Regions from separate parts of the Mus musculus genome. Here all the other regions are linked to region 2. The links are chromatin loops, found by intact Hi-C in ENCODE. Cell type or tissue: left cerebral cortex. All regions are shown on one strand. Links, peaks and the distances in the headings refer to the core of each region. The heading gives the core; the rest is flanking DNA. Region 1 holds the start of Tpt1 (tumor protein, translationally-controlled 1). Region 2 holds the start of Tsc22d1 (TSC22 domain family, member 1). Region 3 overlaps Nufip1 (nuclear fragile X mental retardation protein interacting protein 1).

Region 1 (10,210 bases), core at 1,699-6,698, 570 kb before region 2:
GTCTGTGGAAGGACTTTGGAACTTTGGTCTTGAAGATCCATTTGTTGTTAAGAGCTCTGTGGGATGTTGTGTAGGAGCTTGGAAGATAATGTTGAGAACAGTGCAGAAGATGGAGGCCTGGCTTGTGAAATTTCAGAGGGAAAATTAAAGACTCTTTTCAGGGCCATTGCTGTTTTGATTGTGAAGATTCTGTAGTTCTGGTTAGCTGGGGCTGAAGAATCAGCTGTGATTAACAAGATACCAGAACTACTAAAGCAAAAACTTTGCATTACTGGGACTATTGATGCTGGTTAGCTGGAGCTAAGAAATTAGCGGTGATTAAGAAGAGACCAGCATCATTGAGGTGACATCTTCTGGGAAGTGTTTTCTGAAAGCACAAAGAGGCTGTGTTCCAGAGATAGCCAAGGTTGCACTCCTGCTGCAGCGGGACTTGGTAATATGTAAGGGTCACCCAGGTGGTACTGGTTTTGAAGGCATGGACTTACCCGCCTTTGAGATGGATATCTACAGGAACTTGGGCAGTGTGGACTTCCCACGCACTGCGGATGGTGACCTGGCTGGCACTGTGCACCCTCAACTGCAGGACCATGACTTTGAGCCACTGAGGCCTGGTGAACCCATCTTCAAGCTTTTCAGCGGAGAAGACGTACTGTATGAGGGGGACTCCATTGTGTACCCTGTGTTCATTAATGAGGCAAGCCAGTAAAGAACATCCCTCCATGGCCTCTGCATCAGCTCCTGCTCCCTGACCTGCTTGAGTTCCAGTCCTGACTTCCTTTGGTGATGAACAGCAGCATGGAAGTGTAAGCCGAATAAACCCTTTCCTCCCCAACTTGCTTCTTGGTCATGATGTTTGTGCAGGAATAGAAACCCTGACTAAGACAGCCGGCTAACCTGCCAAAAGCAGGCCATTGAGCAACTTCCTGCTCAGGGAAAATCAGCTGATCTGCCAGCCCCATCCACAAGGGCTGGCTTGAGGCTTTCTCTCTTCAGCACCTGCACTTTGAAAGGGTATCAAGTTCTTTCTTTTGGTTACTATTTTGGTCTCTCTCAACCTGGCTGCACATGGACATTCTCTGAAGATTTAAAAAACTCAGATGCCTGGATCCCACCCCCAGAATTTCTAACTCTACTGAACTTGTGTGCCGGCTTGACATCATTTTTTCCCCTCAAGTTCCGACTGCCAGGCAGGTGGACTACAGATCTATTGACCTCTAGACTGTTCACCACTGTCAATGTGACTTTAACAGCCCTCAATATTAAGTTAGAGCTCAGCTCACCACTAGATAAGTCCCGCTGTCCATTAGAGTACCGGTCACTGATCTGACCACTACACTACAGTTTCACCTGGATCATTATAGTTCCACCGTGGGCCCTTAAACTACAGTCCAGCCCCCCTTGACTACTGGTGATGGGCACGCTTGCCTGGAACTTGCTACTGCCAGGCCGGAGGCCAGTTTCCCCATACTGTAGCACACACTGTTTACTTTTACTATGGTCCATTGTCTTCTGTGTCTTTTTTTTTTTTCCTTTGTTTTTTCAAGACAGGGTTTTTCTGTGTAGATCAGGTTGGTCTTCAACTCAGCTCTGCCTGCTTCTACCTCCCTAGTGCTGAAATTAAAGGAGTGCAGTACCACCATGTCCAGCTGGATTCACTGTATTTTTTTTTTTCATTCAGAGTTTGAGCCAGGCAGTGTTGGCCCAACTCATTTAATCCCAGCACTTGGGAGGTAGAGGTAGGTGGATTTCTGAATTCAAGGCCAGCCTGGTCTACAAAGTGAGTTCCAGGACATCCAGGGCTACACAGAGAAATCCTGTCTCGAACCCCACCCCCCAAAAATGTGTATTTGAACAGAGTCATTAGGCACTCTCAGAATAAGGGAATAATCACAGAAATGCTATTCTATTTTTTTTATTATTTATTTAATTATTTATTTTTGAAACAAGCTCTCACATAGTCTAGAACTTGTGTGGCTGAAAAGGGCCTCAAACTCCTGCTCCTCTGGTCTTCACCTCTGCATCCCTGGGATTATGTGTGCTGCAATACAGCTAGTCCTCCCCTTCATTCATTTTCATAGTTACTCACTAGTCACTTAGTTTTCTCAACCTTGATTTAAAAAGCACTGTGGTGTCAGATGCTATGCATGTCTTTGTCCCAGGACTGAGAAAGCAGATGTGGGGGGCGGGGGGGGGGGCGGGAGAATGAGAGAATATCACATTTTCTCAAAGGAATAGTCCAGGTTGCCTGGTTCTTTATCCATTTTCTGACCCAAGGAGTGTTCCAAATTCACCTATGTTCTAATCACGAGACCACATCCTGAGTGATACTTTCTACTCCAGCCTGTAAGGCTTTTCTCACTATTAATGGTATTCTGAGATAAGAATGGTTGGCTCACACCTGTAATCCTAGCCCTATTGAAGCTAAGGCAGGAGAATTTTGATTTCCAGGCCTGTCTGGCCTCCGAAATCAGTTCAAGACTGGTTTGGGCTATGCAAGCAGAGGAGGTGAGAGGAGAGGTTAACTGAACAAAAGGCTTTTGGACCTGACAGTAATAACTTCAGGAATATTATGAAAAAAAATCGGGAATTGCATACATATCCCACATATTATTTATCACCTGTTAAGTATGTCAGCCTCTCACTCATCTTATTAAATTCACAGAAATTCCATTTCATACTAAAGCTCAAAGAGGGTGAACTTCCTGAGATCGTGGGACTGGTAACACAGACAAGATGCCAGCACTGCTTAGCTTCAAATCTTCAGCTCTCTTTCACCATGGTTTTGTTTTTTTTTTTGTTTTTTTTTTTTGTTTTTTTTTGTTTTTTAATTCTTCAATGAGCCGGACGGTGGTGGTGCACATCTTTAATCCCAGCACTTGGGAGGCAGAGGCAGGCGGATTTCTGAGTTCAAGGCCAGTCTGGTCTATAAAGTGAGTTCCAGGACAGCCAGGACTATACAGAGAAACCCTGTCTCGAAAAAACAAAAACAAAAAAAAATTTTTAATGATGTTAAAAAAATACATTTGGGCATAAAACTGGAGAAAATAACAGAAAAATCCAAAAAGAATATGTTTGGGGATCTATGTAAATGAGCATTTTTGAATAATTTGAAAATGAATACCTGGGATGTGCAAATAAGATTCACATAACTCAGAAATAACTGAGTTTTGAGACTGCTAAGTCATAGCCCCTCGGTTCTATGTCTACGTTTTCTGATGTCCTTCACTTTTTTACTGTTACCCCGTGTCCTTTAGAGTATCTAGGAAAGCAGCAGACCACCGCATCTTAAGTGGACGGTTTTTCTTCTGCTCTTTGGCTAGAGTTTTATTCCTGAATGGTTTACTCTGTGCTTGTAACACTTTGTTAGTGTGAACTGCCTTCTCCTTTGACATACTAACCTAACCTTCTGTCCGAGGGCAGGCAGGGCTGGCTATGTCCTTCTTAAGCGAGAAAATTGCAACACTAGGGTTACAACGGACTATAACCAAATCTGGAAGGGAAGAAACTGTGATTTCATCCTGCCATACATGTTTACCTGAACGGTGGGTCTCGGAAGTTGTATGTTGTACTTCGTGGTGGATGCGAAAGCCCTTCAAGTGACCCGGGCAAGTGGGAAGCTCCTTATTTTGGGTCTGTTTAGTCCTGCATCGCCAGGAATAAAAGGGATAAAAGTGACAATACAGAACTGTCCTAACAAAGGACACCGTTTGCGACCAAGAGCAGAACAGGCCAGCGAAGAGCTGTCCGGCCAGACCCACCGCAGGCTTTCACTTTCGGAACCCACTAGAGGACCAGTCCCCAGGACATCTCCCTCCGCGAGCAAAACCGGTGCAGTCTGTGGGCAGCCAAGGACCGGAGGTCGGAGACCCGGGACACCAGCCCGGCGCCATCCCCGTAGTCCCCGCAGGCTCAGCGGCGCGCCCGACAACAGTCATCCGATTCTGCTGACATTTTCTTTCCGAGAAAGGGGTGGGAACTGAAGCGGCGTGGCGGGAGGCGGGGCGCAGTCACACCCTGGCCACGCCCGGGCGGCGACTCAAGCGTCCGGCCATCGGTCGGCCGCAAGTCCCTTCCCGTCCCAGCATGCCCCGGGCGCACTATCCGCACACCGCCCCCGTTGCCCCGCGCACCCAGGGGCACTCCGCATTGTGTCCCAGCAGAGTCCCCGGATGCCCTCCCGGGGCCGGCCGGGCGTAGCCACGCCCCCGCACCGCCCTGCGTTCACGTCACCGCTGACGACAGTTCCGGGGGAGCCGCGGACGGTGACGTAGCCGAGCGTGCCCTCTATATGAGGTTGGGGAGCGCCCGCGTCGGCCTTTTCCGCCCGCTCCCCCCTCCCCCCGCGCGCCGCTCCGGCTGCACCGCGCTCGCTTCCGCGCTGTCAGGCTAGCGCCGCCGTCCCCAGCCGTCACCATGATCATCTACCGGGACCTCATCAGCCGTAAGTCCCGGCGCCCGCGGGCCTGGGTGCGGGTGGGCACCGGGGAGGCCGGGGACACGAGCGCAGAGCTTGGGCCGGGAGCCGCCGCGTGCGCCGAGCCCGGCGCGGGAAATGGCGGGCCTTCGCTCGCTCACGGGCGGCTCTCTCTGTTCGCTTTCAGATGACGAGCTGTTCTCCGACATCTACAAGATCCGGGAGATCGCGGACGGGCTGTGCCTGGAGGTGGAGGGCAAGGTGAGCGGGGCGCCGCGCGCGGGGAGGCTGGCCGCCTGCCTGCCGGGTCGGCCGAGCCGGGCCGGGCTGGGCTGGGCGCCGCGGGGAGGCCGCTGGAACTCGTGCAATCCTCGCTGCCGCCTCCAGGCGGAGGAGACGCTCTTGCGGACCTTGGGTTTTTCTAGAAAAGTGGAGGCGGAGCCGAGCCTGGAAATAGGTCCGCGAACTCAGCGCCATCCTCTTTCCGGGCGAACGGGGACATATTGTCTATAAGACAGGTTTGCGCTGTGCGCGCTTAACCCGTGGCGACTCGAGAGAGGCCACAGCAACTTGGTTCCGCTTGATGAGAGTGACCACCTCTCTCAGTCCGGGCAGCGACTATTTGGGGGGAGGTTAAGATGTTTCAGGGAGCTGACTGATCGTTGCCGGACCTTTTTTTTTTTTTCTCTTTTTTTCTTTTTTTTTTTTTTTTTTTGCCCCTTCGACTAAGTTGTATTGTCTTTTTGTTTTGTTTTGTTTTCTTCTAAATGTAGATGGTCAGTAGAACAGAGGGTGCCATCGATGACTCGCTCATCGGTGGAAATGCTTCCGCTGAAGGTCCGGAGGGCGAAGGTACCGAAAGCACAGTAGTCACCGGTGTTGACATTGTCATGAACCATCACTTACAAGAAACCAGCTTCACAAAAGAGGCTTACAAAAAGTACATCAAAGACTACATGAAATCGTAAGTGACATAAACACCCCGTTTTGGTGGTCAGCTTCCTAGAAGAAGTTGGTTGCTTAGGTAGGAAGGGCTTAAGAAAGGAGGGTCTTTTGTTATACAGTGAAGGTTGATTTTCAATAATGTGAGCAAGCCGGTAGAAAGTTACTTTAAAGGTAATATAGGAATTACATTCTTTTAAATGGTTTCTTGTCACCTAGTAAACTATCATTTTGCTAGAAGACATTACCTATTGGAGCTTATATTCTTACTTTACTGAAAGATTATTCAGTATTTTGATGACCTGTTACTTTACTGTTTTAGACTCAAAGGCAAACTTGAAGAGCAGAAACCAGAAAGAGTAAAGCCTTTTATGACTGGAGCTGCAGAGCAGATTAAGCACATCCTTGCTAATTTCAATAACTACCAGGTAAATGGACCAAAGGGTTGTATAATAACTGTGGGATCCGAAAAAGTCTGTTTGCTGTCTCGTACATGGCTCTGGCTGTCCTGGAACACCCTTAGACCCAGTTACCTCAGCCTTCTGAGATGAAAGTCTCAGCCCATTTTGTGTAGCACCACACCAGGCAAGGAGCTGGTATTAAAATGATAGGCATTGCTTTCTTTTCATTGAGACTGTTATCTGTAGACCAGACTAGCCTTGAACCCAGAGGTCTACCTGCCAGTGCCTCTTAATTGCTGGGATTAAAGGTGTGTGCCAACATGGCTAGCATATGTGTTATTTTTGAGAACTAGGGGTTTTTCTTGCCAAATTTTGGCCAGGGGTTATTCTGGATCTGCTTTTTATAGTTTGATTTTATATTTGTGTGTATAAGATAGTCTAATTGTAGGTTTTTGTTACGTGTTTCTTAAGTTTTTTATTGGTGAAAACATGAATCCAGATGGTATGGTTGCTCTCCTGGACTACCGTGAAGATGGTGTGACTCCATTCATGATTTTCTTTAAGGATGGCTTAGAGATGGAGAAATGTGTAAGTATCTTTAAATTAGTAGTGTCAAGACAGGGAGTGCAGCAGTGATTCTTTGCCATCTGCAGGTGGCAGGCCTTGTAGATTGTGAGATCTTTATCCTGTGGGAGAGTAGAGCCTTGAACATGAAAGGGGCTTGAAGATGAGATTAGCTGGCTTGCTAGAGTGCTCAGGGTCATGTGTGTAAGTAGTTTGACACTGGCCTGGGATAAACTCACGTAGAATGAGTGTGGTCTCTGCCCCACGGTAGTTCAAGTCCATTTCATATTACATGCAATAGGATGTTTCAGTGTTTACTGAGGTCAGTAAGAAGGAATACAGAAATGTCTGTTTTATAAGGGACTGGTGGAGACAGTGTTCCTTGTCCTAGATTTTGGAGGCTTTTTTTGTAAGCACAGTAGAAGGTGAGTTTAGAGATGTACTGGAGAAAGTGGGTGACCGCCTGGGACAGTGGGGTAGGAGTGTTATTCAGACAACAGCTGGTGTTTGTCAGTAGAGCACTGGAGTGGGCAGGAAGATGGGTGAGTGCTGCCAACTCGGTGAGGGTCTGCATCCACTGATAGACCTCGAACAGTTTGTGGTTGTTCTTCTGGTTTGCACTAGGATGCAAAAGGAAACTCTCCCTGCGCTTCCTGCCTGCCTTTGTGGCAGTTCAGATTGAATTAGGGAGTACATCTACATGCTAGGACAGTTATAAGCTCAGGCTGGGGCAGTTGTTAATGCCATCTCTTTGTTTTGCAGTAACAAATTGGATCTATCACCTGTCACCATAATTGGCTGCTGCTTACCATCCATACAACACCAGGACTTAGGACAAATGGGACTGATGTCATCTTGAGCTTTTATTTTGACCGTGATTTATTTGGAGTGGTGGCATTGTTTTTTTAAGGAAAAAAAACATGTCATGTGGGTTGTCTAAAAATAAAGTGCATTTAAATCCACTTAAGAACTCTTTGCTGTGATTGTGCTGACCCTGTAGTCTGAGAAGCTAGAGCCTGGTTGAGCATCGCTAGAAAGCTAAGCCTCTTCAGTTAACTGCTGCAGTGGGGACTCTACAAGACTGGAGTGTGTGAACTCAAGAATCTCAGTTACAGTGAAGGGAGAGGTGAGAAGTGGACCCTGACTTTCATCACCTCCAGTGGAAGAGCTTACCAAAAGCACAAAAAGACCAACTAGTTGGAGACAAGTACTGTCTGCTCCTGGACTAATGTCAGATTCCTGGTAACTAGAATAGAGGTTGCCAAGCCTGGCCTGTGCCACTTTAGAGTTGTACAAACAGGGCACAGATCCATCGGGGAGTTCGGTACCTGGTGGGGTGGGATACAGTGAATACAGCGTAGTTCCTTCCCGGGAGTGCCAGCAGCCCATGCTTACTGGGGTAAGGTTAGATGACCCAGTCACCTGCGGGAATTGGGTCTTGGAAAGCCTAGAACTGCATAGTCTGCTGTAGGAGTATTAACATGCTTTGCTGTCTAAGGTTTGTCCAGTGATAGAAGCCTTAAAAAGGTACTAAACTTAAGAGGGTACTAGCACCTCTGCAATATGAAGCCCAAATAACTGGATACTAGGTATTGTGATGAAGGGGAAGTGTTGCTAGGTCTAGGAAGCCACTTAGCTGTCTTTGAATTTTAATGGGTCTTGAGGTCACTGGTCAGAAAGAAACTTGAGAAAAGTTCTAGTGCTAGCCCTAGAGAAGTGAACACAAGACAGCAGAAGCTTGGTAGGGGAGGAAGACCAGAACTCAATAGTATACACATTTCAGATTATGAGTAAGCATATATGTGTTTGTGCACGTGGCTGCAGATGCCCATTGTCAAAGGAGAGATTTCCTGGAGATGGACATAAGTATAGGGTACCAAAGGGCCCTGCTGAGCCTTCCTTGACTGGTTTGGGTTGTTTGTTGAGAGTTTCTCTGTATTCCTGTCTTGGAACTTGTTTTGTAATCTCTTGAGCTCAAGGCCTCCCAAGTGCTGGGATTAAAGTGAACAACAAACAGGCTGGGAAGATTGGTTTTTGAGACAGCTTTTACATCCAAGGTTGACCTTAAATTGCTGAGGATACTTTGCCGTCACCACCCATGACAATAGGCACGTGACTCTTGCTTAGTTGATTTGGTCCTGAAGTTGAATCTAGGGATTATGGGGTTAGCGGCACAGCACCAAACCTTGAGCTTCGTTCTCAAACCTTGGCTTTTTTTTTTTTTTGCCTTGATAGACCTTGAACTCCTCAACCTTAGTGCTAGGACCGGAGGCTTGCCCTACCATACCAGGTTCCTAACTTTTGAAGACAACTTTTCCTAATTGTCTCTGCAGTTTTCTGCAGTCCTGTTGAGTCCTAGTGTGTGCCTTGTGTTTTATATATGGCCTTATTTCAGAAGGGCAGGAATTCATGAATTAAGTTGTCTTGAGTGTGCTATTTTATTATAACTTACTTTCTAGTTATTAAGCACCCATGCTTTCTGCATAGGTCAGGAGAGTGCAGCACTTGATCTTTCTGATGTTTGGTGAAAACAGGTTTTGAGTAACTGTGTTCTGGGCTTTGTTGTATGTGTGGAACAATGGGGTGATGAGAAGAAAGGTTTTGGTGTTTGTGAAAGCCTTCGCAGTGTGCCACTTGAATGTAGGTGTGAAGGAGCAGCTATGGGGCTATCTGAAAGCAGACCGTGCAAGCCGCAAGAGTGAACATCTTCATCAACGTGTTGTGGGTATCCAGACAGAGGCTTCCAGCTGTACCTAGGAACTCTTGAACCTGTCTTAGTCTTTGGAGTTAGGATCTGAAGGATGGCAGCAATCCTACTCTAAGATGAGCTAACTTTGCCTTTGCTCAGCTGGTAGCCAAGATAGGCATCCTTGCTGTGTTGGTTGCTTTTGTCAGCTTGTCAGTTGGACACACCCTAGTGTTGCCACAACTGAGAAAATGCCACCTTGAGATTGATCGGTAAACAAGGATATAAGACATTTTCTTGGGAAGTGGGAGGCATAGCTCATTGTGAGGGGTGTCACCTGTGGGCAGGTGTCCTGGTGTGTATTAGAAAGCAAACTGAGAAGCCATGGAAAGCAAGCAAGCCTGTGGGCAGCACTCCTCCATGGCATCTGCTTCAGTTCCTCCAGGTTCCTGTGTTGAGTCACAGCTCTAACCTCTCTCCATGTGTGATGTGGAGGTGGAAGCTAAATAAGCCCTTTCTCCCCAGGTTCTTCATCGTGGTGTTTCATCACATTGTGTTGTTAGTCAGGCCTCTCTAGATTTATTCTAGAGAATGAATCTGTCTCGTGTATTTTATATTTTGCTTACATAACATAATTATGTTCATTGATATAATTATAAAATATATAATGAGACAAATTATACATCATATGCTATAACACAGGGTTTCAAACAATGGAAACAGCATTTAATGATCTTTCACATGCTGGGCCATGAGGACCTCTGGAAAGGATGTGGGATTGGGGGCGGGCCGTGTCAATGTTTCAGTTAAAAAAACCATCGACTGTGCACCTAGAGGATTCTTTTCAAGTAGCTTGCTCAGTGATGGCTCCTCGGCTCTCTTCTCCAGCTTGTGAGACTTCTCTGTATTTATGTGCACACTGTGCTTCCCTGGGTGTCACAGCAGAGAGCGCAACAGACCCCTCTGCAGAACTGTGGCCCTGAGATAGTCAGTGGCTCACTGGAGGGCACAGCCCAGAGACCACATAAAGCCACTATTGTTAGTCAGCAATTAAAATGCAGGGATTTGGGTTCGTTTTGTATGTGTGCTGCGATGAACCCAGGGCTCCATGTCAATCACCTCTCAGTGAGCAACGCCCCCAGCCCTGAGTCCAATGTTTTTAATTATAACATTGAGTCCTGGGTTTCTGTCAGTTCTTTCTTG
Region 2 (10,210 bases), core at 1,740-6,739:
CTTTCTGTATGCTATAGAAGTGCTCTACAATGGAGCTACATTCTCATCCCATGACTAAAGCCTTTAAAAAAAACAAAACAAACAACTAAATAAACATTTTTGGGCGGTCTTACACCAGAGCCCAGATTGTCCTGGAACTCACTATGTAGTCCAGGTTACCCACAAATTTGGGCACTCTTGTCTTGGTCTCCTGAGTACTGGAATAAGATATCATCTCAGCTCTTGACTTAAAACTTTTTTTCTTCAAGTTATAGGTATATAACAGAAACTAGAGTAACAAGGACTCACTATATAGCCTTGACTGGCATGGAACTCATTATAAAGACAAGGCTGGCCTTAAACTCGGAAATCTGTTTGCCTCTGCCTCCCCAGTGCTACGACTAAAGGACTGAGCCACCATGCCCAGCTGGCTTTAATCTGTTTGAAACCTCTCTTTTGAATTTCTCCTCCCAATCAGAACCCAGTGGGATGCTGGGTTATCAGAAGGAACACCTGCATCCGATGAGGCCCTTTCTACACGGCTTTCCTTTTCCAACTTTGCATAAGGCTTTCGTGTGCTTTACTTTTTAGCTGTATCATCAAAGTGATAGCAGGCATTGCCTTGGCCAAGGGGTGACAAACTGCCATTTGCCATGTAAAACTTTGACTTAAGGCAACGTTTTGAGATCTAAGGGACATGTGGTTTCTCACTACAGTCCAGAGAAACGTCTTTCTGTCCATCTACATCCTTCTGCAGCTTTAGTCCATTAGGGCAGCTTCTAGTGTCTATTAGAAAAACTGCTGAAAGAGCATGTCCAATATGCATTTCAGAAAGTGGTGAGTCACTTGCAACAAAAGCTGCTGGGGGTTATGTTCACAGACACAGGTGACTTCCAGATAGTGCAAGACAAAAGATCTTTCTTTCTTTCTTTCTCTCTCTCTCTCTCTCCCCCTTTCTTCCTTCCTTCCTTCCTTCCTTTTTCTTCTTCTTCTCTCTCTCTCTTTTTTGGAAATACAGGTCTCCCTATGTAGCCTGAATGACCTAGAACTTAAGGTCCCCCTGCCTCTACCTCCTCAGAGCTGGGGTTACAAGTTATGCCACCATACCCAGTGAAATGATTAAATTTGTAAAATACTCAAATGGCTTCAGTTGTTTGAAAGTACAGGTATTAACATACTGAGGCACAATGCAGTTTTATGTTTTTCAAAATGACTTATCATAATCTATTACTTCCAGAATTTGTGAGCACATACTTTTTACCTAGCAGAGAATTCTATATTAGGAAGTGGACAGGCTGGTGAAGGCTTGTAATTACAACGCTCCAGAACCTAAAGGCGGGGTACAGTGAGTTGAAGGTTACTCTTCCATCTCTATTGAGACCCTCAACTCATTTAAAAAAATCAAAATAATGTGAATTTCACCTGTTTTGTAGGGGACATGTATGAGGTGGCACGTGTGAGAGTTTGGTACAGACCAGATAAAGGATGCCAAGATGTCAACAGTATATAGGTGACATTCAAACTCTTAATGTACAGAATGAGGGGTGTTAAACTGCTGGTAACAGTTTTTGGTTTTCTGTTTGTTGGGTGTTATCCTTCAGAAACGAAATTGGTGATTTCCCGAGTCAGAGGTCTCTCTTCTGATCAATTTGTATCCCTGAAACCTAAACTAGAACAGAAACAAACCGCTCTCAAACAACCCTTTTCACCTCAGCTTAAAAAATTTCCTGGGTGAGATTTACATTCTTGGTTAGAAGCAAAGCCCTGCTTTGAGAGGTTTTGACATGTAATACTTCGGAGGCAGCTAACAGAAAATTGTCTCCAAGCAAACCTACCTAAATCCATGAAATCTAGTTTTAGTTAAAAAGAAAAAAGGGGGGGGGCACTTTACCAGTCTTTTTGCTTTTCTAGCCCTAAAAGGCATTCTTTACAAATTTCCTTTAAATTCCACTAAAACCAAGCCCTAACCTTTTACCTCTCTAAGGGCCACAGCAAGGACACAAAGACAATAAATGGCTGGAGGGAAGCTCCACCTGTTGGTTGGTTAGCTGGCAGGGCCGGCTAGCTTCTTCCCACCCGATAAGGAAGGACAGCAAGGATCACTCCCTTTTGTAAGAGCCTTCCCTTGGAGGGGCTTGGGAGATTCCCTGCAAACATCCGTGCCACATGCTAGCAGTCTCGACCCTGCCCGTCGAAGGGCGAGGGACCGCGTGGCAACTACCACCGCTCTGCACAAAAGGTACCACTGCTGTGGGGGAAGACACCCGATTCTATCGGGGCATCCCCGGAAGGGGCGAGGGCGGTGCGGGTCGAGGGGGAGGCCAGGTTGCTGCTTGGAGAAGGAGGAGGAGGAGGGTTCCGCCACGCGCCGAGGAAGAAAGCCTGACTCATGTCGTGGCAGCAGCGGAGGGCTCCTGGGAGCTGCAACTCGTGATGCTGCTGTTGCTGAGGAGAAAAGCCTCATTACCCGTTCCGCAGGCCGGGGCGGGGGAGCCACCGCCCCAGGGCGCGCACACCCGAGACCTAGCGCTCCGCACCCGCCTCGCCGCCGGGGTCCGCGTGGGAGACAGCAGCGGACACGCCTAACCTGCGCGCACGCGCGCGGCGTGGTTCCCCCCCCCCCTCCCAGCCCCACCCCAGCCTCTCCACGCGACCCGGATTCGCTCGCTCGCGCGCCCGAGTGCCCCACCCCCCACCGCCCTCCGGCGTCGGCGACTCCGCCGGCCTTCGGTAATTTCCGTGGGAGACGGAGCCGAGAGCTCGGCGCGGACCGAAGACAGGCCACCTCCCCTGGTCAGACCCGGCTTTATGTCTGCAGCGCCGGCGCGCACGCGCAGACGCCATCTTCCCTCCTCTCCTCCACGACCCCTCCCCCCTGCCACCTCCTCCTCCTCCTTCTCCTCGGTCAGAGCTCGACCCTCCTCCTCTCGCGCTGGGGCGCTGGTCCCTCCTCTCTTGATGCCGCGAGAGACCAGGGGATACGGAGCAGCCCGAGAAGAGCACTAGTAACAACCATCACAGCCCCCTCCTCGCCCGACGCCCTCCCACTCCCCCGCCCCGCGCCGCCACCGACCAACCCCACCTCTCATTTCTTTGAACGGCGTCGGCTGCAGCCGCTGCACCAGCCCCGTCTGGCCGCCACCGCCGCGAAAAGGAGCCACCGCCGCCCGCGGCCCCCTCCCTCCCTCTCTCCCTCCCTCCCGGTCGCGGGAGCAGCTCGGTGCCGAACCAGCCGGCGGGCCGAGAAGAGGACGCGAGCTCGCCCCTCCGCTCCCGCGCACGTCCCGCCGCCCGCCGGAGCAGCCCGGGCGCCGGCGCCCTTCCTCTCCGAGGACGTGTGGCGAGCCGAGCGCCTGCCCCGAGGGAGGAAAATGCTCGGGCTCCATGGCTGCCAGTGATGGAGCGGTCCCTGGGCTCCCGCTGCTGCTGCCGCCACCGCCGCCGCCGCCGCGCCCCGGCCGCGCTCCGCGAGGATCCGGCGTCTCTGCGCGCCCGCCCGCGCCTCGTTGCTGGGCTCACCGTACCGGGCGCCCCGCCACCGCCCCGCTCGCAGCCGCGCCGCCCGGGCCCCAGCCGCGGCCAGCCTTTCCTCCCGGAGCAGCCGTCGCGAGCCCAGGGGGTTTGAGAGGGGCCGCGGGCCGTGGGGGGAGGCCCGAGCGGGGCCGGCCGCGCCGGCAGGGGAGGTTGGAGCGACGCTGAGCTCAGGGCTCGCCGGCGGCCGCGGCGCCGGGGGTGGCGAGGGCCGGGGCGACCGCTCGCTCCGCGCTGCCTCGGTGCAGGACGAGCGGAGGGGCTTTTGCAGCGGCCGTCGCCGCGGGAGGAGGGGGTTGAGCTGGCTCCGGAGTTGGCCAAAGAAGGTGGGCATTTCTCGCTTCTCCTCGCCTCCCCCGCCCCCTCCTGGGCTCCCCTCCCTCCCGCCCCGCACCCCACGTGAAGCGGAATATAAAGGGGGGTGTGTGACTGGAGGGGGAAGTGAATGGCGAAGGACTGAAGGGGTCCCCCTTCGGTTCCCCAGCCACCTGGTTCACCCGGTTCATCCTCCCTTCCCGAAGTTAGCCCTCGAAGGCACGAGCAGCCGGCGCCTTCGGCAGAGGAGGAGGAGGAGGAGGGATCGCGTCGGGCGGAGCTTCAGGTCCTGTTCGTCTCTCCGGCTTCTCCATACAAAGATTACGGTGCAGAAGGAAATTGCACTTGCCTCCTCCGCCCCCCGGTACCCAGCACAATGCACCAGCCGCCGGAGTCCACCGCCGCGGCGGCCGCTGCTGCAGACATTAGTGCTAGGAAGATGGCGCACCCGGCAATGTTCCCTCGAAGGGGCAGCGGTGGTGGCAGCGCCTCTGCTCTCAATGCAGCAGGTACGGGCGTCAGTGGTGCTGCTCCATCTTCTGAAGATTTTCCTCCTCCTTCGCTGCTCCAGCCGCCGCCTCCTGCTGCATCTTCCACGCAGGGACCCCAGCCTCCGCCTCCACAAAGCCTGAACCTCCTCTCGCAGGCTCAGCTGCAGGGACAGCCTCTTGCGCCAGGCGGAACTCAGATGAAAAAGAAAAGTGGCTTCCAGATAACTAGCGTTACTCCGGCTCAGATCTCTGCCAGCATCAGCTCCAACAACAGCATCGCGGAGGACACCGAGAGCTACGACGATCTGGATGAGTCGCACACGGAAGATCTCTCCTCTTCCGAGATCCTCGACGTCTCCCTTTCCAGGGCCACTGACTTAGGTGAGCCTGAACGAAGCTCCTCAGAGGAGACTCTGAATAACTTCCAGGAAGCTGAGACACCTGGGGCAGTCTCTCCTAACCAGCCCCACCTTCCTCAGCCTCATTTGCCTCACCTTCCACAACAGAACGTTGTGATCAATGGGAATGCCCATCCCCACCACCTCCATCATCACCATCACCCTCATCATGGGCACCACCTTCACCATGGGCACCATCATTCATCACATGCTGCTGTGGCCGGTCCATCCATTCCCGGAGGGCCACCCTCGAGCCCAGTGTCCAGGAAACTCTCTACAACTGGAAGTTCTGATGGTGGTGTGCCAGTCGCACCTCCTCCTGCAGTACCATCGAGTGGCTTACCAGCATCAGTGATGACGAACATCCGTACTCCAAGTACTACAGGAAGCCTAGGTATAAATTCGGTTACTGGCACGAGCGCTACGAATAATGTTAACATTGCTGCTGTGGGTAGTTTCAGTCCCAGTGTGACGAACAGCGTGCATGGTAATGCTAATATAAATACAAGCAATATCCCTAATGCTGCTAGCATAAGTGGTGGGCCTGGAGTTACCAGTGTTGTTAATTCGAGTATCTTGAGTGGCATGGGCAATGGTACCGTTTCTTCCTCTCCTGTTGCTAACAGTGTCCTTAATGCAGCTGCAGGTATCACTGTGGGAGTGGTTTCCAGTCAGCAGCAGCAGCAGCAGCAGCAGCAACCAACAGTTAACACATCGAGGTTCAGGGTTGTGAAGTTAGACTCTACTTCTGAACCCTTTAAAAAAGGTCGATGGACTTGCACAGAATTCTATGAGAAGGAAAACGCTGTGCCAGCTACAGAAGGCGTGGCCGTCAATAAAGTGGTGGAGACGGTGAAGCAAACCCCCACGGAAGCATCGTCCTCGGAGAGGGAGAGCACTAGTGGGAGTTCTGTGAGCAGTAGTGTGAGCACACTGAGTCACTACACGGAGAGTGTGGGAAGTGGAGAGATGATGGGAGCCCCGGCTGTGGTGGCGCCGCAGCAGCCGCCGCTACCACCAGCGCCTCCAGGTCTTCAAGGTGTGGCTCTCCAACAGCTAGAGTTCAGTAGCCCTGCTCCACAGAGTATTGCGGCGGTTAGTATGCCACAGAGTATTTCTCAGTCACAGATGTCACAAGTACAGTTACAGCCTCAAGAGTTGAGCTTTCAGCAGAAGCAGACTCTTCAGCCTGTCCCTCTGCAAGCCACCATGAGTGCCGCAACTGGTATCCAGCCTTCCCCTGTCAGCGTGGTCGGCATCACGGCGGCTGTAGGTCAGCAGCCTTCTGTTTCCAGCCTGGCTCAACCGCAGCTGCCATATTCTCAGACAGCTCCTCCCGTGCAAACTCCTCTTCCAGGGGCACCACCCCAGCAGTTACAATATGGGCAGCAGCAACCAATGGTTCCTGCGCAGATAGCCCCAGGCCATGGCCAGCCAGTGACTCAAAATCCAACTTCAGAGTATGTGCAGCAGCAGCAGCAGCCAATATTTCAAGCAGCATTGTCCTCTGGGCAGTCCAGTTCCACGGGCACGGGGGCAGGAATATCAGTGATTCCTGTGGCTCAGGCACAGGGGATCCAGCTGCCAGGGCAGCCCACAGCAGTACAAACACAACCTGCAGGGGCGGCTGGGCAGCCCATTGGCCAGGCTCAAACAGCAGTGTCCACTGTACCAACTGGCGGTCAGATTGCAAGTATCGGTCAACAGGCAAACATACCCACTGCAGTACAGCAGCCCTCTACCCAAGTTACACCTTCAGTTATTCAGCAAGGTGCTCCTCCATCTTCACAAGTAGTCCTACCTGCTCCAACCGGGATCATTCATCAGGGAGTTCAAACCCGTGCTTCAAGCCTTCCACAACAATTGGTCATTGCACCCCAGAGTACCTTGGTAACTGTGCCTCCCCAGCCACAGGGAGTAGAAACCGTGGCCCAAGGGGTTGTTTCCCAGCAGTTGCCCACAGGCAGTCCTCTGCCCTCTGCTAGCACTATTTCTGTTACAAATCAGGTTAGTTCAGCCGCTCCTTCTGGAATGCCTTCTGTCCCAACAAACTTAGTTCCACCACAGAATATAGCACAACCCCCAGCCACCCAAAATGGCAGTTTGGTTCAAAGTGTTAGTCAATCTCCCTTGATAGCCACTAACATAAATTTGCCTTTGGCACAACAGATACCACTAAGTTCTACTCAGTTCTCTACACAATCATTAGCTCAGGCCATTGGAAGCCAAATGGAAGATGCCAGGCGCCCAGCGGAGCCCTCCTTAGGCGGCTTACCTCAGACTATGAGTGGTGACAGTGGGGGAATGTCAGCAGTTTCAGATGGGAGTAGCAGCAGCCTAGCAGCCCCTGCTTCTCTCTTCCCGTTGAAGGTGCTACCGCTGACAACACCCCTGGTGGATGGCGAGGACGAGAGGTAAGATCACGTGCTTCTGCAGCCATCGGGCAGTTCCAAGTTAATCTCTCAAGTAGCAATACAATACGTGTGGGTGCAGTTAGTCTGAAGATATATATATACACACATATATATGTACATATATACACACATATACATATATACATATGTATATATACCTACACCTTTTCGTTTGCATGTGAGAAGTGCATATTCATGGTAAGTTTCCCAGAGGAAGAATGTCACGGAATGGTTTCAGAGTGGTTGGGAGGCAGACTAGGTTATGACAGTAATGTTCACGGTAGTTATAAAGTGTAAGTGTATATGCCAAATAGACTTGGGGCTACCAGGTAGCTTTTATTAGTTATAAAGTGCTTTTGAGAAGATTATGAAAAGCGGCTTACCTTTTGTTACCCCACGAAATAGTTAAAGCTATTCTTTGGAGCTACTAGAATCTTTATGGTGATTTCTTGTTGGGGGTGTGGTTGCCACGTCTGTTCTTGCGGTACAGCCCTTTTCTTTCCTAGTATGTTTGATCTCACGCTGTGAAAGATACAGTTACCTGCTTGCCCTCCTAAGGCACTGTGGGAAAGATGACCTAATCTGGGTGATATAGGCTGCCCTCAGACTGTTGTTAGCTTCTGTAAACTCTGTCGGAACAGAAGAGGAATGTGCGCCTTAAAGCGTATTTTCCAAGGGCAGAATACCTACATTTATCCTTGGTAGTCAGTAATGCTGTACAGTCTTGTCTTCTGATAGTAGATAAAAGTGGTAGCCATTTTAAAGAGTGAGGTCAGTCTTACAAGGGCTGATTTTATACTGGTTATCTGTCCCACCTGTTTTCTCTTCTCGCCAAAAGACAGACAGGCTAAAAGGCAGTATTAGGCCAGCATTTTTTTTTTTTCCAATTATGCTGGAAATAATATGCTAAATCACACTTGTGAGTCAGACTGTGAACTTTGATTTTATATTACTTTAAGATTCTTTCTTTTTTTTTTTTTTAAAAAAAGGAAAGTTCTTTTTGCAAGTTTGCCAGTATATATAAACAGAGAAGTATAGTAGTTGTAAAAAGACTTCTTTTTCACTGAAGTTTTGAAAAAACATTTAAGATAGTTAATTATTTTAGGATTTTTTTTTTGAGATATTTGACATTAAACTTTCAACTATTCTAGTTGAAACATTTATATTCTATTTGTATATTTGTGGGTTTACTTTGAAAAACTGAAAATGTTGCAAAAGAGTTTTATAAAGAGAAAACAAGGCCATGTGTTCTGGTGAAGTTTTCACTATTTTTTTCCCAAGTCATTTAACATTGAAACAGGTGAAAATACTTTTTTAGTTTTTTTGTTTTTCTAATAGTCATATACTTAAATTTTGTTACTAACTAAATGTAGTCCTTACCCTCCTACAAAAGTACCTCACAAGATGGACTGTTTCGTGCAATTATAACTATTGTTCAACCTTTAATTTTATCTTTATCATTCTGATCCTCACCTGTAATTTTAGTTTAAGGAACTATTTACTCTAATTTTTTTGTTTCCTAAACCAAAAGGGTGTGAACTGAGTGAAGTTCCTTGTTAAAATAACTATATAATACAGATGTCAACCTAAGATGTGAAAGACAGATGACATAGAGACATGACATTACCACACACTGGTAACAAACCTGGGAAGGTTTTCTTAATTACTGTCTGTGAGCTCCTGGGAGGGCTTCCTCCTTTGTTTTTCCTCCTGTTGGTAGGGAGATGGCAGGCCTGGGAAGACCTGCTGTCCACAGTTAAGTCAGAGGATACTGCACACTGGTTTTTATCCGTAGAGTGAATCCCAGTGTGAGAGTGCAGAGCAGTTTCCTAAACAGATGCGTAGTGACTGAGGTCAAGGCGGGTCAGGAGTCACTGGGGTAGAGCTGTGTTCCAGGGAAGCACTGGGAAGCAATTGTCTGCAGTAACCAACGGAAGCAGTCCTCAGACGGTCTTTGAACTTTATTACAAGTTTGTGTCAGTTGACATCAGAGTTGAGTCATCAAGAGTGGACACACTGTTTGCCAGGTGTCCAAGTTCTCTAAGGTCGGAGTGTCGTCCTCCCCCCTCCCCCTCAAGGAGCATGCTGGACCAACCATCCAGGTCTAGTTTTAATTGTGATTTATTACAGATTGTTTTTATCTCATTGTAGTTTGATTTAAAAAAAAAAACTTAAATTTGCCCTTGGGAGATAATTGGGAAATACCTAGGAGAGGCAAAAGTGAACCAACCTTAGAGCTACTGCCTGTCCTCCGTGCCAGCCTGTGTCACCTGCATCCTTCAGGCTTTGTCACCATTGATATCCTTTGGAAGAAAGGGTTGTGCCCTCATTTCATTTTATGACCCAGGAAGTAATGTTAGCATGGAAATGTTTGGTGGCAGAAGAGAGAGATTATCCTTGAGTAAATATTGCGATATACTCTATATATTGTGATATACTCTATATATTGCGATATACTCTAGCACTTTAGATGTAAATGCTCAGTCAGACACGTGGAAAGTGCTTTCAGTTGTGCACTTACCAACTGTAATACTCAGAGGAGACTATAAACATTACAGATACGGGGATGGAAGATTATGTGACTTATTTTTTTAAAAGGCCATTTTATTATAACGATCTTGATGTCTTAGCCTTTAATGTGAACTTCACGTTTGCAGGAACAGGAAGATAGTTATTTTACTATAATGTTCTGTACTTGTTAGCACAGTGTTATGTGAAATTCTTGTTTATAAGCAAAGCTCAGATGTTCCCTCTGAAAGATTGTTCTTCCCCAGGGGGTATTTCCTTAGCACATTTTACTGTCTCTATTTAAGTACTGTATATTTGGTGATAATTATGTTTACCAGTCTTTCCCACAAGGGCAGGAACAAAAAAAAAATTTTTTTTTTAAACAAACTTAGCAGATCTTTTTCTGTTTTTCCTATCAAGGCACAGTTCCTATTGTCTGTCATCTTAACCACATCATTAGAAATGCAGGTGTTATAATTTATGTAATAGAATGAAATGAGCAATATGACTTCGCTAGCTTCTTGCTCCTTAAGGTGAAATGATGCCAGCATTCTAAATAGTGTCTGTTTTATAG
Region 3 (10,210 bases), core at 2,320-7,319, 290 kb before region 2:
AGCCACTATGTATTTGTTGGGAATTAAACCTGGGTCCTCTGGAAGAGCAGCCAGTGCTTTTAATCTCCACCAACTCGTTAGCTTTAAAATCGGGACTGGCTCCGGTGTTCAGGCTATGTTAATTCAGGTAGTAGCCCAGGTTGTTTGAAGTCCTGATCCTTCGTCCTTAGTCTTCTTAGTAGCTAGGATTACAGGTCCTTGCCCTCCAGCCTGACATGAAATTAGTCTCAGAGTTTGAGAAAGCTACCTGAACCTCTTAAGCATAGAGCATAGCTTGTAAATACAGCCACTCTGTGGCTTCTTGTTTTACCTCTTATGGCCCCACCTCCCCACTAGCACTGGGCTCTTCTGTCTTTGTTATGTGTTGATCAGATCTTTCCGTATTATTTTGTATAGAAGGATAAACAAGTAGTGACTCCACCTTCTGTCTGACACTCAGGGTCTGGAAAGCTCACAGCAGGGATAGTGAAGGTGGTTCCCTGCTAGCTGGGATAGAAATGACCTGTTGGACACTAGCTTTTCTCTGCGGTAGTTGGATGACTTGGAGGCTGCTGGTCTAGTTCAGTGGTGCTAGCTTTCTTTATAAATGTTGAATTCTTTTGAGGGATGTGAAATGGCTTTCCATCCATAGCTCTGATGGTTGCAGTGAGCCCTTCTGGTCTTCGCACGAGCCCCATCAACATCTGAGCTCCACTGTTCCATTTTTCTTCCCTGACCTGCTTTCTAAGCTCTGTTCAGAAAGCCACACAATTGTGATATACTCTGCAGGTGAACTGGTGGTGCTCGCCCACTTGAGGGACTGACTAGACTAGTGAGAACCTCAGTGTTTTCTTGGTTCTCCTGTGGTAGAAAATGAGATGTTCATTTTGTAGTTGTTATTCTGTTACACAAATGACCGGCTGTACAATTGCAACATTTGCCAAGCACATTTTCTCTTAGCTAAAGTGTTGAAACTCTTAGAATACTGGTAATCACGATTCTAAATGTGGGCTGTCCTTCAGGTAAAACATTTCTACATTATTTCAAAGATTTTGGTATCGGGTAGACTTTTTGTCTATGTCACATGGCCTTTTAGACCGTTTGATGACTTTTGTGGGTTTGGTTTTTGTTGTTCTTGTTGTTTTTATTTTATTTTATTTATTTTGCAATTTTTTCTTTCTGTTTTTCTATCTTAAGGCAGACTCTTACTAAATATACTAAATAACCCTGGCTGCTGGAACTCACTATGTAGAATAGACTAGTCTCCAACTTATGACAGCCCTCCTGCCTCAGTGTCCCAGGTATTGGGATCACAAGGGTATGTCACCAAGCAGGGCTGAACTCCTCACTTGTTCCTTTTGTTTTGATGCTGCTTCTGTCTCAGAGGGAGACCTTCTCCATCCCTGAAGTCCTGCACACTGGCTCAGCGACCAGACTCCTGCCTCTTTTGGGGTTTTCACAAAAAAGCCTTGGCCGTCTTTAAATACTGTGCTGTGTCCAGTATTGTCCCATTTTGGAGAGCTATTTTGCATTTTGTGTTCTTGAATAAGTTAATATTGGACCAGTAAGTACATCTTTTACGTGGCTGTTTATGTCACCCAGTGCCATAGGTAGAAGTGGTGTATGTGATGTATGTAAATGGGGCTTGAAATTATCTATCTATTTATTTATTTTGGTCTTTTGAGATAAGGTTTCTCTCTATATCCTTGGTTGTCCTGGAACTCACTCTGTAGACTAGGCTAGCCTCCTACTCGGAGATCTGCCTGTCTCTGATTAAAGGCGTGTGTGTGTATATTCCTGGGGTGGAATTCAGGTTGTCAGTCGTGGTGGCAATTGCTTTTATCCTCTGAGCCATCCAGTTGACTCACTGCTGTGGTTTTTAATAACAGATTGTTATCACTAGACAATCAATTTAAAAGCCTGCATTCTTAAGTGGCTTTTCTCTCTGTGAAGGTGAACTTTGCCCCCTTGTGGACCATACAGCAAGTGACTCAAGGAAAAACAGTCTCTGGTGGAAGAGGTGATTGTCAAGTGCTAACAGGAAATCTTAGACCATTTGTTAATGGAAACCGTGTCTTTTACTAGTTTCTTGGTAATATTTATCTTGAAGGTTAGAGGTAAAGATTTTTAACTTATTGTACATCTGTGTCTATATATGTGTATGTACGTGGGTATGTGCATGCCAAGGCAAGTGTATGAATCCAGGTCAAAGGACAACTTAGAAGTTGATTTTGTTTTTCCACCGAGTGTGTTGCAGGAATTGAGCTCAGGTCATGAGACCCAGCCACAGGTACTGTTATCAGCTGAGTCTTCTCATAAGCAGGCATTTTGTAATTGAGAAGTTAAACATTTTGCTGTTTATAGCTAAGATTCCCAAAGCCAGAGACTTTCACTCTAATGGGAAATAGTGAACAAATATATGAGGTGCCTAGAAAGCTACATGCTATTGAAACACTAACAGTAACACGTGGGGATAATACTGCTTAGCCAAACAGTTCTTTCATTAGGCAAGAGGAGGCTTTGGAAAGTAGATTTGTTTGGGAGGGCTTGCTGTGAAAAGTGAGCTACCCACCCTCCACTCCACACCTAGGGTATAATACACATAGCAAGTAACTTTTTAAACACCGTTATATGGACACTATCACAAGTAGCCATAGAGAGTGTTACATCCTGCCTCGCCCAGTTAAATCATGCCTTCCCCGACCACTTAGCAATTGTGGTTCTGTACTGTCAAATCATGTATGTGGCACCATGCAGCATGTAGACTTCTGAGGTTCAGAAGTCATGCATGTTGGGTGTAGTACTAGTTCATTCTCATTTCAGAGTATTTTTCTGTCCCATTGTATCGCTCTATCAATGACAGTGGTTTCTTCATCTCCCACTTGAGAGGCGGTGAGAGTATTTTGGCATTGCTAAAGCTTCCATAAACATTTGTGTGTGCGTTTGTGCTTTGAATATAGGCTTATGTTTGTATTGGATAAGTACCCAGAAGTGGTGTTGGGTGGTCATGCAGAGATTATATACTTCACTTCAAAGGAAACTGCCAAACTTGGTTGGGGAGAGGTTTGGACTCTAGCGTTGCTGGTTGACCTAGGGAAGCATTCAGAGGAAGAGTGCCTGAAGGTCTGCATCAGTTAACTGTGTCCTCCAGGAGCCTTGCGTCCACGTCTTACTTGAAAGCGGCCCATCCTTCCTAGGAAAAAACAAGCTCAAGGTACTGTTGCTGCTGCTGGCGCTGGGGAGACTGCACTGCTCTTCACTGCCTGTTCTGATTTTGCCTGACAGAAGGTTCACATCTGTTCTCATATTACTCCCACACTCTAGACAACAAAGGAAACAGAGCCTAGTTTTCAGCTTCTCATTAGGAAAGCAATAGGTGTGCGTCAGCTTTAAGTAGATTTCCATGCAGACCTCATTATCTAGAAGTAGACTGTGTTAGTGGGCGTGAACTTGGAATGTCCCCCAAACAGAATTGCCAAAAGGGAGAATATGCAGCTGTGTGTTACTGTGCGTGGTGACACAGTTTTAAATTGGTTGTGTTTCAGAACTATGAGTGAAATTCATGGGCAGCCCCTACTCTCTAGAATAAAGGAGGGCTGGGACAAAATTTTCCATGCTTTCCATGACTTCTCTCACGTAGAACTTTCAGTGTAGATTGCAGGTATTCAGTGACCATCGTCAGAAGTGCTGGGAGATGAATGGGTGCAAGATACTGAGTGATGAAGTGGAACTAGGGACTTGAGAGCATGAGGGGTGCCAGAGAGGACACGGGAGTGGCGGTTGGGGTGACATTTATTGTACCTGCGATGTTAAGTGTTCTGTGCACCTTTTAATTCATCTGAGGTTCTTTCACATCTTACTTCTTGGGTCTTGCCCCTTCAGGTATTCAGGAGCGTTAGTACATACTCATTAGCAGGATAGGGAACTAGGTGTGGGATGTGTGTCGGTAGTCCTGGTGTTCAGGAGGCTGGGGTGGAGTGTCTGACCTTGTGCTGCTCTGCCTGTAAAATATAGAAAGCAAGGCATTTTAGAAAGGGAGAAATGGGGTAGGTTGGCAGGAAAAAAAAAGACATGGGAAATATTTTCTTTATTTTGGTTCATTTGATAGATTTATAAGACATGTACTCTAATATTAAGCAGTTTAAAAATATTAAATTTTATTTCTAGCTATCTATTCTCCGCTTATTTTATCTTTATTTTTCAATGTGTATTTTTAAAGAACTGAAAGATTCTTAGATTTGTTTTATGTGTGACTGGGTGTTTGCCTATGTGCTTGTTGTTACCACTTGCATCCCTAGTGTCCAAGGAGGCCAGATGAGGATGCTGGGTCCCCTGGAGCTGGAGTTACAGTGGTTGTGAGCCATGAGGAATTAAACCTGGGTCTTCTGGAAGAGCAACCAGTAACGGCCTTGCTATCTGTTCAGCCCCAATTTATTTTATCTTTAAACTTTCATTGTATATATCCATATAACATCATATTGTGTTATATTCAGACATTTCCATTGCAAGTATGTATTTTACATTGCATCAGTCTCAGATTTTGAAGAGTGTACCCTAAAATGAGTGAATTCCACATTGGTACAACAAAATGCTTTTTAATTTGAAGGTTACTGTTCTAGTGAAAGGTGCTCTTCTGGAGGAAGCCAGTGTGTGTTTTGGCACAATAGAGTGCTAACATCTGTGTAGCCATTCTGCTAGAAAAGTGAAAGAGACCCTGGACTATGGATTTAAAGCCAGGAAAAAAAGTTACATCTTTATGTTATCTTTCAGACTAACCAAAGTTGGAGGGCCCACTGTGCTTACAAAGTAGGAGAGCCTGTCTCCCAGGCAATGTCCACTAGGTGGAGCTTTTCTCTTCCCATCGTTGCCCCTGTCTGCTGTTCCCAGCTCAGGCTGAGTTCCCTGTCTACCTCTTATTAATGGGTGTATGTTTCTGACGTTCAGAAAGACTTTGAAATTAAACTACAGTGGCATAAGCTTGTGTTCGAGCGGTTTTTAATAAAGAGAGAGAGAGGAGCTGTGCTCTGTCTGGGATAGGCCTAGGAGAAACAGTAAGAGTAGCAGCAGTTTGAGTGCAAGGAAAGCATTGGCTTACTGTGCAGAGTAGCAGTTTCACCCACTAGTGGACTCCATCCTGTAAAGACATCAGTAGGACGCTGAACTGCCCCCTTTGCATGGAGGGCATTGAGTAGCCCTGAACTTGGTGCTGAGCCACCACAGGGCCTGTGGTGTCTGGCTTCTCTACATCCTGTCTACAGATGGGGAACAGCTGTCACCCATTCTCCCTGAAGGCTGTTCTCTAAGCATTTCTCTCATCTTTTACAGGCGGGCATGCAGGGCATGGCAGAGATTTTGGTTTCTTTAAAAAATACAAAGAGCCCACAAAGTAGCTCTACTAAGGCCAGCTCCACTGCCACAGTGCTAAGGTCGGCTCCACTGCCACAGTGCCTGTCTTCCTACGAAGGCTTTACTTTCCCCCCTCCTCATCAGCTTGGAGTTTCTACTGAGCCACTCCAAATTTTATTTTTCCTCAGCATTGCCCTGAATGTCGGGGAAGAGGTCACGCTCATCCAAGTGCCAAGAGTCCACTTTGTGAAACCTTAGGTCATGCTTGCTTTTCACGAGTATCTGTTGTTGTCAGGTTCTCATCTTGTACGACCTTGCTCTTTGCCTGTTGTGCTTATTCATAGCCCGTGCAGTCATCATCTCTTCTTTATGGACGGCCACTATTTATAGCTGGGTACATGCTTTGCACTGTCCTTACTGAAATTCACTGCCTTTCCCCATTCTCTCTCCACTCCCCAAAGCCATTTCCAGTCTTGTCTCCAGACTACGGGATAACTGACAATAGTTGTCACTGTCTGTGCTCCACGAGCTGATAATGCGGGTGTGTATGTTAGTTTAGTGCTAGTGACGGTCAGACCAAGGGCATGTGCATGCTAAGCATTCTCCCTCTGAGCTATGTCCCCAGTCCAGTGATAGATGGAAGAAGTGGCAGAACTTTAGTTGGTGTTTCTGATGATCATCAGCCTGAGTGGTGAGGGCTGTGTTTCACTCCTTCATGTTTCCTATACTATGAAGATTTGTTTCATTGCCAGATTTTAGGGCTGGCATCTCCATACATCTTGTGCTAAGAAATGGAATCAGTGGTGTGCATTGCCTAGGATTCTCATTCATTCATTCTCTCTCTCCCCTTTTTTCTTTCTTTCTTTCTTTCTTTCTTTCTCTTTTTTTTTTTTTTTTTTAGACAGGGTTTCTCTCTATAGCTCTGGCTGTCTTGGAACTCACTATGTAGACCAAGCTGACCTCAAAATCAGAGATCTGTCTGCCTCTGCCTCCTGAGTGATGGGATTAAAGGTGTGTGCTACTTTGTCCAACAAAGTGGTTTATTTCGTGTGTATGAATGTTTTGCCTGCATGTATGTCTCTGCACCATGTGTGTACCTGTTGCCCAGGGAGGTCAGAAGAGGATGTTGGGTTCCCTGAAAATGGAGTTACAGATGTTGTAAGCTACTAGGTGGGTGCTAGGAATTGAACCTGGGCCCTTTGAATAACAGTCAGTGCTCTCAACCACTAAGCCATCTCCCTAGCTCTTTAGAACTTTTCTGTGGTTTGCTATCACCTGTTGGATTGAGTACAACATTGTAGGTTGAGCCTCCTTTGGCAACTCAGTTCCCTGTAGGCAATTTATGTTTTATATAAAATAATTCCCTGGTGGTAGTGGCCACTCTTTCTGTGATCTTGAGTTGTTTGTATTACTTAGCTTACTGAGAACAAACTCCAAACCTTTCCACCGAGTGCTCTCTGTTGGCACTGTTTCAGACCAGTTGCTTTCATGTGCATTTCTTTGTGGATTTCATTTTGAAATAATTCACCCCACCCAAAGAAAAGTGTATTCTCCTGGGTGCAGCTATGCTTAGGCTTTTTCTGTCCTCCTTAGTAGACTGTTGTTTGAGAATGTCTCTTATGTTGGTGACTTTGTGTGTGCATGGTGTATCTCTGCAAGAGTAATTGGCTAGGCAGGTACTTTCTCTGTGTGTGGTGCATGCTAAGCAGAGACGTTAGAGCAGTTCGCACGTGCTGCGTGAGTTAGGCAGTTGTAATTCTAGCACACGCTCCTTACCTGGGTGCAGAGTTGTGTGGACAGCTGAGACACTGACACATGAACTGCATTTTCTCTCTTAAATTTTAGAAGCAATTGGAAGTTTGTGATGTTTTTACATTTTTTTTTCCCTAGAAACTACCCAACTCTGGCCAATATTGAAAGGAAGAAAAAGTTACAACTGGAAAAGGCAAAGAGAGGAGAAGTGTTGACAACCACACAGTATGGGTGAGTTCCTGGACGCTGTCCATGTGCGTCCTCCGCGCTCCTTCAAAAGCTTGTGCTTAAGAGGAAGAGAGGGAGCACGCCAGCCTCTTCATACCCCCCCACCCCCGCTCCCATTCTGACTGTATCTTAAATACGCTACCTTGTACATGTGGTAGGGTTGGAACAGTCCTTTCCCTCCATGCTGCCCTGTGCTCCTTCAGACAAGCAAACTCTTATTTGGATGTTTGTAGGAAGTGTAACCAAGGATGCCCCACAGGATTGTTTCAGTCAATCACCTGTTGTCATTCAAGCAGTTAGCCAGTTGCTTATTAATAAAAAGTAGATCTGTCATACAGCCAGCCATGCTCTCCTGTCAGTAAAACATGAGGTCTCCTTTCCCTCCACTCTCACTTTCTTTTTTTTTTTTTTTTTCCACTCTCACTTTCTTGTTCAGAATTTTTCCATTTTATTCTACTGGCCTTACATATACAAATCCTATATGCACTACTTGTTTACATATACAAATCCTATATGCACTACTTGATGCTAGCGCTCTCTCTGTCTCTACCTCTCTCTCTCTGTCACACACGCACATGCGCACACACGCACACACGATCTTTCTGTCTGTCTGTCTTTCAGTGCTTGGTAATGTTACTAACAATATCCAGCATCTTATGTACTTATTCATTTGGCGAAATATCTCTTCAGGTATTTGTTTTTAAATTTTCTTTTCTAATTATGTGTATTGAGGGGGCTCTGAATTGTGCGCATAATTACAATGCCTATAGAGGCTATAAGGGGGTGTGAGATCTCAGGAATTAGAGTTAAAGGCGATTGTGAACCACCCAGTGTTGATCCTGGGAACTGAACTCCAGTTCTGGAAGGGACTGATGTGTTCTTAACCACCAAGCCGCCTCTCCAGCCTCAGAGGGCTTGCCGTCCTTAATTTTCAGGAGTTATAAATTTGGTTGCATACATATTGATGTGGAGTGGCTTGTATACATTAGGGATGTACTTCTTAACTTTTCTTGTATCAGGAAGTACTTGTCACTGGTATTTGGGGTCAGGATGGTGTCAGACACATCTGCTGGTGGTGACACAGGTCAGACACAGTTCAGGACGTGGTGGCTAGTGCTGTTAACCCTAGCTGCTTACTTGTTAGGTGTTCTTCGTTATACAGAGCTGTCAGGCATCATTGTCCTTTTACTCAGAGGACCTACTTGAGTGTTTCTTAAAGAGAAGATCTGCTGAAGGTGACATACTTATAAATGCTTTGCAAACCTTGAAGCCCTTAAAAATAAGTAATTTTTTAATGAAATAAGAATGGGTGTGTTTTATAAGACATGCTTACATACAATCTGAGAATGGCACACGCTAAGAAAATCTGCCAGTGATGGCACAACAGAGCCCTATTTTAGGAAATACTTGGAAACTTGTAGCTAGAAGTGAATGAGACTTAGGTTGTGGGGTGTGAACCTTTAAGTCTGGGCCTTTCTTTAATTTGGGCTCTTTCTGTCTTAGGGAATAAGTGGTCAATTTAACATCCATGTTTCTTTTGCTCCATTTTTTTCTTACTTCAGCAAAATGAAGGGCATGTCCAGACATTCACAGATGGCAAAGATCAGAAGTCCTGGTAAACATCATAAATGGAGAAGAGGTGGGGCTAGGCAGAGAGCAGTCGTTGGACTAGGAAATCATGCCAGAGATTCGAAGCCTGAAGTTCCATCCAAGGCTAATGTGGACCCTCTAGGTGCTTTGATCCACAGCGACTCTGGTAAGCTGAATGGGAGATAACATAAATACGCAGTGTGTGCATTGAGGGAGATTGGATGGGGAGGGGTCTTGGCAGAGTGGAGTGTTGGGTTAAGTACAGAGGGATAAGATTAGGAGGAATGGAAATAAAAAAGTAAGCACAGCTAATAGTTACTGAGTAAGGTATGCCGTGCTCCGTGTGCTTTGGGTGTGTTACCTCTTTCCCATGGAAGGGCCTTTTATGCAGGTGGTATTCTGATTTCCATTGAGAGAAGACCTCAGGACCAAGCAGTTCACTTTACTCACACTGTTAGCTGCTGCAGAGCCCGAACGTGAACCAAGGGGTCTGACTCCTAGTTCAGCACTAGTACTGTACATGTACTCTGATAAGGTCTGAGTTTGTCTGAAAAATGTGAATATAGGAGCTGAAGATGTGGAAAGGAGTTTAGACAGATCCTTTCTGGCTATTCCTGTAGTTCAGTGGAGGAGCTCTTGTTTGGCGTGCACAAAGATTCACTCCAAATAAAAATAAAACAAGCCGGCTGGTGGTGGCAAACGCCTTTAATCCCAGCACTCGGGAGGCAGTGGCAGGCGGGATTTCTGAGTTAGAGGCCAGCCTGGTCTACAAAGTGAATTCCAGGACAGCCAGGGCTACACAGAGAAACCCTGTCTCGAAAAACCAAAAAAAAAAAGGATTTTTCCTTTGCTCCCCAAGGTTTTCTACATCAGAGCCACTAAGGAAACATCTTAACTTTGCTAACAGTCTGCTTCTCCAGATTCTCTCTAAGGGTGATGGCCATTGCTAATCTACATTTCTACCTTCTTTCCTAGGGTGGTTATTGAATTATTAATCTGCTCCAGCAGCAATGCTTGATAAAGATTAAGCACTGTTACATTGAGTGCCAACTGAGGGGTGGAAGCCCCTTAGAGTTTTCATACAATTCTTAGATTAAGAGAGAGGTGATGTGAGGGCAGCAAGCAGAGTGAAGCTCTGCCTCCCTGGACAGCAGTCCTGCTGCTGGCATAATAACTTAAATTGACTCTGTGTGTTAAAGTCACGAGAATCATTAATGCAGGTGGTGGTTTGAATGAAAATGGCCCCTCTGACACATAGGTTTGAATACTTGGTCCCAGCTGATGGGACAATTTGGGAAGGATTAGGAGGCGTGGC

Evidence for each region. Peaks named below come from ENCODE experiments on the same cell type or tissue, not always from the same donor. Only the 100,000 strongest peaks of a DNase experiment are listed, where the experiment ranks them.
Region 1: it touches region 2 in a loop (2.6-fold over the local background); 2 of 42 quality-filtered maps call a loop at or near these places.
Region 3: it touches region 2 in a loop (2.3-fold over the local background); 3 of 42 quality-filtered maps call a loop at or near these places.

Annotation. Positions count from the first base shown.
Region 1 is chr14:75,841,016-75,851,225 of GRCm38, forward strand. It overlaps Tpt1 (tumor protein, translationally-controlled 1), which reads left to right and starts at 4,241. Exons shown (of 6, transcript NM_009429.3): 1 at 4,241-4,441; 2 at 4,602-4,675; 3 at 5,188-5,378; 4 at 5,679-5,784; 5 at 6,229-6,345; 6 at 7,084-7,288. The coding sequence starts at 4,414. The coding sequence ends at 7,086. It overlaps Gm4285 (predicted gene 4285), which reads right to left and starts at 3,949. Exons shown (of 3, transcript NR_045294.1): 1 at 3,759-3,949; 2 at 3,536-3,642; 3 at 1,903-2,967. Snora31 (small nucleolar RNA, H/ACA box 31) reads left to right here and starts at 6,908; the gene lies at 6,908-7,019. In left cerebral cortex, for the core only: a CTCF peak has its summit at 4,804; DNase peaks (open chromatin) are centred at 3,527, 4,157 and 4,835; H3K4me3 peaks cover 3,641 bases; H3K27ac peaks cover 3,183 bases.
Region 2 is chr14:76,411,882-76,422,091 of GRCm38, forward strand. Tsc22d1 (TSC22 domain family, member 1) reads left to right here and starts at 3,940. Exons shown (of 3, transcript NM_207652.3): 1 at 3,940-7,128. The coding sequence starts at 4,202. In left cerebral cortex, for the core only: a CTCF peak has its summit at 4,503; DNase peaks (open chromatin) are centred at 2,769, 4,255, 5,067 and 5,614; H3K4me3 peaks cover 4,740 bases; H3K27ac peaks cover 3,378 bases.
Region 3 is chr14:76,117,271-76,127,480 of GRCm38, forward strand. Nufip1 (nuclear fragile X mental retardation protein interacting protein 1) reads left to right here. Exons shown (of 10, transcript NM_013745.5): 6 at 7,216-7,308; 7 at 8,868-9,061. Among named protein-coding and RNA genes, the nearest start is that of Nufip1, 11 kb to the left of the region's middle. In left cerebral cortex, for the core only: a CTCF peak has its summit at 4,819 (motif pointing right); DNase peaks (open chromatin) are centred at 3,409, 4,826 and 7,313.